Regions from separate parts of the Homo sapiens genome. Here region 1 is linked to region 2. Evidence: chromatin contacts called from ENCODE Hi-C or POLR2A ChIA-PET data. All regions are on one chromosome and are shown on one strand. The core of a region is the stretch at or near the end of the contact, and the rest is flanking DNA. Distances in the headings are between cores, read along the strand shown.

Region 1 (3,636 bases), core at 1,049-3,548, 75 kb after region 2:
GGCTCCACTCCAAAAATACTTAAAAAACATTCCCCTGATACCTGCCATGCTTACATTTCTTCCACCCGGTAATCACTTTTATTCCTTTTTTTTAAATTCCTTTTTTTCTTTTGAGGCTTCTTTATGAAAATACAAGCACATAGAAATACATATTTTTATTTTTGCTTCACTTTTCCATAATAAAGAGCACTTTCTCTAAGTGGTTGAAACTTTGGTTGCCTATGGGAGTAACACAGGGAATCCTAAAAGATATCAATGACTGGGCCTCTCTCCAGGCCAGTTAGGTCAGAATCTCTGGGGTAGGACCTGCCTTTGTTAGTTATGAAGGCTCCCCAGGGGAATCTTGGGTTGAGGATCTCTGTTGAACCCACAGATTTTCCACCTTTCTGTTTTTCATATAATGTGTCTTGAGAGTTTTTTTTTTTTTTTTTGAGCCAGCGTCTCACTCTGTCACTCAGGCTGGAGTGTAGTAGTGAGATCATGGCTCACTGCGGCCTCAACCTCCTGGGCTCGAGCAGTCCTCCCACCTCAGCCTCCCAAGCAGCTGGGACTACAAGCACATGCCACCACACCTGGCTAATTTTTTTTCTTTTCTTTTTTTTTTTTTTTTTGAGACAGAGTCTTGCTCTGTTGCCCAGGCTGGAGTGCAGTGGCATGATCTCGGCTCACTGCAACCTCCACCTCCTGGATTCAAGCAATTCGCCTGCCTCAGCCTCCCGAGTTGCAAGGATTACAGGCATGTGCCACCTTGCCCAGCTGATTTTTATATTTTTAGTAGAAATGGGGTTTCACCGTGTTGCCCAGGCTGGTCTTGAACTCCTGACCTCAAGTGATCAACCTGCCTTGGCCTCCCAAAGTGCTAGGATTACAGGCGTGAGCCGCCACCACCACCATGCCTGGCCTCTTTTCCTTTTTTTTTTTTTTTTTTTGAGATGGATGGAGTCTCACTCTATTGCCCAGGCTGAAGTGCAGTGGTGTGATGTCGGCTCACTGCAATCTCCACCTCCTGGGTTCAAGCAATTCTCCTGCCTCAGCCTTCCAAGTAGCTGGGATTACAGGCGCTCGCCACCATGCCTGGCTAATTTTCGTATTTGTAGTAGAGACGGGGTTTCACCATGTTGGCGAGGCTGGTCTCAAACTCCTGACCTCAGGTGATCCACCTGCGTCGGCCTCCCGAAGTGGTGGGATTACAGGCATGAGCTACTGCGCCTGGCCTTCCCTTTCTTAATGGTACCCTTTAAAGCACAAAAGTTTTTAATTTTGAAGAAGTCTATTTTATTTATTGTTCTTTTGTTGTTTATGCCTTTGGTATCATATTTAAGAAATCACTGCCTAAGCCTAGCTCTTGAAGATTTACACCTCTATTTTCTTCTAAGAGTTTTCTAGCTTTAGCTCTTACATTTAGGTCTTTGATCTATTTCAAGTTGATTTTGGTATATAGTATGTCAGATTTGCAGCATGTTTTGCAGGTAGAGTCTCAGCTTTGCTGATGCAGTGGAGAAAAGTGGGAGAGAATGGGGAGGAGAATGGAGGGCAACCCGAAGGTCTTGGCCTCCCCAGCTGGGGGATGGATGGGCAAGGTGTGGGAGGAGCAACTGTGGAGAGATGGAATCAAGACGCATGTTTTGAGCACGTGGATCTGAGATGAGTGTGAGCTTCCAAGAGATGTTGAGTGAGCAGTGGGATCTCCGAGTCTGGAGTTCCAACACTGAGAAACAGAATTGGCAGGCATCTGGGTGTAGATGGGATTTATTTAAAGCCATGGGGGGCGTGAAGAGAGATCCCAGAGGGAATGATGTAGCAAAAGGAGAAATGGCTCTGCGGCTGGCCTGGGACATGTGGGGACACTGATCAAAAAGAGCCAGGGGGTTAGGAGGAAAACCAGAGGGTCTCTGAAGGCATCCAGAAAAGAGGCTGTGAGGGAAGGGATTAGAAATCCAGTCTTCCTCTTCCTGGTGCTGTGTGTTCTTAAGCAGCTCCCTCCCATCTCTGGGCCTTTGTTTCCTTGTCCACGCAGGGAGAGTGTGAAGCATATAAAATATGCATCCTGGAGTCCTGGCCTGTGAATGTTTCCCCTATATATAACTAAGTGGAAAAAAACAGCAGGATTCCAAGTAGATGTACTGGAGGTGCTGTGCTGTTCATGCACCGTTTCTCTGTGTCTATGCATGTGTGTTTGGGTGCATAAAGAGATGATTAAAATAAGGTCACCAAGAATGACCACTGGCAGTAATGAGGCCAGCCAGCATTTATGGAGGGCTCCCCAGGTGCCAGGGATGGAGGAGGCTAGGGTAAGCCAAGCCAGGTGCCCAGGACTTGTGCACGTCTGCCCCCTGGTGGCTATACTGCATCATGTACATTCCATGTGCTGTTTCTTAGCGCCTAGAAGCTGGGTGCTGTCATCATGGGGTTCCTTTCCCAGATAGTTGAGGCTCAGAGAGGTTGAGGCACCCACCTGAGGTCACACAGTTATTAAATGGCTGAGGCTGGGCCACTGGAACCCAGAGCTACCGCCCTACATGTTACCTCTGATCATTAAAGTGGGGGATTTCTGGGGGTTTAATTTTCTTCTTTGCCCTTTTTGGTACAGAATGGACTCTTGGCATAATATATTTTTTCCTGTAAATGAGAAGGCTCCCAGTAAAGTCCTTTTCTTGTGCTCTGTGTTTCAGGTGCTGCCACGGGACCTGGAGAAGGAGGATGCCCCCCAGGAGAAGGAGCGACCGCTCCAGCAGGTGTCCCCTGTGGCCTCGGTTCCCTGGAGAAGCCACAGCTTCTGCAAAGACAGGAGGAGTGGGCCCTTTGTGGTGAGTGATGCAACATGGCTGGAGAGGATTGCACAGGGGTGCTGGTTGCTGGACACTGCTGTGAATGTGGTTGGTGGAGCATCTGGACAGCCCAGGGCCCTGACGGGGTTGAGGGCAGCAGGCAACTGTCCAGGAATCTGGTGTCACCTGACTAGCTGTGTTGTGGTTCTTGATGTGGAGGGTGTTTGGTGGCTCTGCTGGGGAAACCTTCTTCCTCTTGAGTTTCCAGCCCAGCACTGCCTGGCATGGAGTGGTTAAGGGAACATAGACTGGTGTTGGAAAGTCCTGGGTTCCAATCCCAGCACGGTCTCCTGTCAACCTCTTTGAGATTTTGAGCAATTTACTTAATTTCGCTGCACTTCAGTTTCTTCACCTGGAAAACAGGATCTTGATTCCTATCTAGCTGTGTTGCGAGGATGGAATAAAAGTGTGTGTGGGGCCCAGCACGTCATAACACATTTAGGAACTGACAGTTATGGTGATAACAGGAGGCAGCAGAAAGCTGGTTCCAGAGCCAGATTGCCTGGGTTCAAGTCCCGGATCTGCATACATTCACGTGTGACCTTGGGCTGGCCTCTGGCTTCAGTTTCCTCATCTGTAGAATGGGGATAATAATAGTATCTACTTTACAGGGCTGATGTGGGGCTCAGATGAGAGAATTCATGAAGTGCTTAGCATGCTTCTGGGTACATAGCAAACAATAAGTGTCATCGTCACATAATTATTACTCTTGCTGTTACTGGTACGACTGTCCTTGTTTTCAAGTCTCCCTCTGGCTCTTGCTTATCTCTGTGTCCTTGTGCCCTCTTCCCCCTCATCCTGTTTCCTT
Region 2 (3,514 bases), core at 83-2,582:
TTAAGTACCTACTCTGTGCCAGGCACTGTTCTGGGCACCAAGGATGCAGCAGGGTTCAGTGCCTTCGTAGTCCTGACATTCTAGTGGGGAGAAGCAGGCACAAAAGTCCGTTCATAAACCAGAACTTCAGATAATGATTAAGAGCGATGGTGAAAATAAAAGAAGGTAATGTGGAAGACGGTGTCTGCTTTCGATGGGGTGGCTAGGGGAGGGCTCTGGGAGGAAGTGACCTATGTGCTGAGACCTGAAGGAGACAAAGGGGCCATCTGAAGAGCCCACGGGGAGAGTGTTGTAGGTAGCAGGACCGGCAAGTGCAAAGGCCCCCAGGCAGGAGCAAGCTGGGCATTGTGCTGGAAGACCTGAAGGCACAGGGAGCAAGGGGGAGAGGTTCAGGGGGCCAGGCTAGTGCAGGGCAATGTGGGGTTCATTTTAACTGCAGTTGCCCTTCATGGCAGGACTCGGTTTGGGCTTTTAAAAAACCCTGACTGCTGAAAAGGGAATGGACTTGTGCTCAGGGGCAGAAGTGGAGGCCCGGAGGCCAGTGAGGAAGCTACATCTGTGCAGGTGGGGAGGGTGGTGGCACACAGGAAAGGACAGTCCTCCCCATGACCCGCCCATTCCCTGCTCTCGCTCCTCTCAGTACAGACCCCAAACTGCATATGATGGTTTTTTTTTTTTTTTTTTTTTTTTTTTGAGACGGAGTCTCGCTGTGTTGCCCAGGCTGGAGTGCAATGGCGTGATCTCGGCTCACTGCAACCTCCACCTCCCGGTTCAAGCAATTCTGCCTCAGCCTCCCAAGTAGCTGGGATACAGGCATGTGCCACCATGCCCGGCTAATTTTTTTGTATTTTTAATAGAGACAGGATTGTCTCTACTAGGCCAAGCTGGTCTCTAAGTCCTGACCTCAAGTGACCTGCCTGCCTCGGCCTCCCAAAGTGCTAGGATTACAGGCATGAGCCACCATGCCTGGTTATTGCATATAATTATTTATATATTTGTTTATCTAATAATATCTGTCTCTACTATGGAAATATGAAGCTCCAGGAGGGCAGGGACTTTGCTCCCTGCCATGTCCCAAGTACAGTTTCTGGCACATAGTAGGGACACTTAATAAATATTTGTCAAATGAATGACTAATAAGGTCCTCCCAAAAATCTGGGTGAAAATAATAATGATGCTGAATAATAGTGATGACTGTATATTAATAATAATAGTAGCAAGCCGGTGCTGAATGTGCCGTGTAGACCCGGGCCTGGCTCTGCCCACCCTCTGCCCAGCTGCACCTCCTTTGGTGGTTTGCACAACGGGACTTTCACCAGCTCTGGGAGGCCCTGTCACCTGGCAGGCCCTCAGCAAATGATTGGCTGATTTGCAGGCTCTGCTCCCTTTCAGGAAAGGATTTATCAGCCGGACTTGGGTCTGGGTGGGGCAGGTTTGGGTGAGGCCTCTCAGCTGCGTGGGAGATAGAACTTCTGGGTAAGCTGAGGACTGAAGTTCAGGTTTCCAGCCTGACTTTTCCCAGCCTTGTGACATTGGGCAGGTCTCACCCCCTCCATGAGCTTTAGTGTGTGATGTGATGATGGTGACAGGTACCAATGCTACCGTTTGTTAACCCATTAGGACATGCCAGGTACTGTGTTAGGTCCTTTAGTTCTCATGGTGACACCATGAGGCAGGAACTATTCTTATTTCCAGATGAGGAAAGTGAGGTGGAGAGAGCTTAAGTCATTAGCCCATGGTCAGTCGGCTAGGAGGTGGTGGAGCTGGGATTTGAACCTAGGTAAAGCTAATGCATGAGCTCCGTGTTTAAACTCCAAACTCCAGTCATTCTTGTATCACTTCGGGATTTTCTTGATATGTGTATACCACCTGGGCTGTTTTTCAAACATTTTTCTTGAACTCTTCTGTCTTTTCCAGTACAGCCTTATTGAGATATAATTCACTTATCATCCAGCTCACCTCTTTTTTTTTTTTTTTTTTTTTTTTGAGACGGGTGTCTTGCTCTGTTGCCCAGGCTGGAGTGTAATGGCGTGATCTCGGCTCACTGCAACCTCAACTTTCCGGCTTCAAGCAATTCTCCTGTCTCAGCCTCCCGAGTAGCTGGGACTACAAGTGCACGCCATCCTCGCCTGGCTAATTTTTGTATTTTTAGTAGAGGTGGAGTTTCACCACACTGGTCAGGCTGGTCTCAAACTCCTGACTTCAGGTGATCCATCCGCCTCGGCCTCCCAAAGTGCTGGGATTACAGGCGTGAGCCACCACATCCAGCCCAGCCCAGCTCACCTCTTTAAAGTGCACAGTTCAGTGGTTTTTAGTATATTCATAGATATGTGCAACTCTCAACCATGACTGATTTTGGAACATTTTCATCACCTCCAAAAGGAAACCCCATACCCATTAGTGGTGCCCCTTCACCAGTTTCCTCCTCGGCCTTACACAGCCACTAATCTACTTTCTCTATGGATTTGCCCGTTCTGGACATTTCATGTAAATTAGATCATACAATATGTGACCTTTTGTGACTGGCATATTTAACTTAGCAGAATGTTTTTGAGGTCATTCATGTCATAACAAGTATCAGTGATTCTTTTTTTTTTTTTCAGTTTTTTTTTCAAGACAGCATCCCACTGTGTCACCCAGGCTTGAGTGCAGTGGTGCAATCCTAGCTCACTGCACCTTCGACCTCCTGGGCTCAAGCAAGCCTCCTGCTTCAGCCTCCTAAGTAGCTGGGGTGCAGGTGTGTGCCACCATGCCTGGCTAATTTTTTTGATTTTCAGTAGAGATGGAGTTTCGCTCTGTTGCTCAGGCTTCTGAGTTCAAGTGCTGAAATTACAGCTGTGAGCCACTGCGCCTGGCTGTGACCAGTGCTTATTGCTGTCACCTATGTGCTGTACCCATGCACATATTGAAATATATGAAATTGCCATTTTCGTAGGTCAAGAATGGCAGATACCAGAATTTCATAGGGTTCAACCTCAGGAGGATCCCATCAGACAGGCAGTATTGATCTCTTTTTCCAGATGAGAAAACTGAGGCTCAGAGAGGGAATTGACTCCACCAAGGAAATATAGCCAAGGATGGTGCAGAGCGGGGGATCCAAATTCCCTGCCAATTTCATTCTATTCCCCTGGCCTCCCTTTGCACTTGGGGATGCTGCTGACTCACCAGCAGGAGATGAGAGCTTTGGTTAATTTGTCCAGCAGCAGAGATGGGTTTCCCCGCACCATCCACACTCCCCGCCACTATTCAGCGTGGGCTTCCCGTGTGGCTACTGTATGCCTTGTGGGAAGAGGCGGGCATTGGGGTGGGACTGGGAACCGAGTGAGTTTGTGGATTTCTGGTCTCTAGGGCCTCAGACAGCCTGGTCTTCCCACTCCCCACCCGTAGCCAGCGACTGCAGGCGCTTGGCCCTGCTGCAGCTGGGAACACTGAGCCGGGCACATCCCCCTGGGAAGGATTGCTCCACATTCGGCAGTTCCCTGTTTATGGAGCAAGACAGCAGAACCCCCAGGGG

Evidence for each region. Hi-C counts contacts between places; a loop is a spot of excess contacts on that map. ChIA-PET counts read pairs that join two places held with the same protein, here RNA polymerase II (POLR2A). Pooled maps may share reads with other maps.
Region 1: a pooled map shows a loop between it and region 2 (1.9-fold over the local background). The contact joins two enhancer-like sites. A Hi-C loop is called at or near these places in 1 of 168 maps with a recorded cell type or tissue (endothelial cell of umbilical vein) and 3 of 50 pooled maps. POLR2A ChIA-PET finds 5 or more read pairs at or near these places in 8 of 52 experiments (A549, OCI-LY7, Panc1 and 3 more).

What each region holds. Positions count from the first base shown.
Region 1 is chr22:25,046,558-25,050,193 of GRCh38, forward strand. It overlaps KIAA1671, which reads left to right. Exons shown (of 13, transcript NM_001145206.2): 6 at 2,673-2,807. Among named protein-coding and RNA genes, the nearest start is that of KIAA1671-AS1, 64 kb to the right of the region's middle. Within about 2 kb of position 2,299, at least 3 of the 41 ENCODE cell types and tissues checked have a DNase peak (open chromatin) inside an H3K27ac peak, as active enhancers do.
Region 2 is chr22:24,972,724-24,976,237 of GRCh38, forward strand. All of the region lies in intron 1 of KIAA1671, which reads left to right. Among named protein-coding and RNA genes, the nearest start is that of KIAA1671, 22 kb to the left of the region's middle. Within about 2 kb of position 1,333, at least 3 of the 41 ENCODE cell types and tissues checked have a DNase peak (open chromatin) inside an H3K27ac peak, as active enhancers do.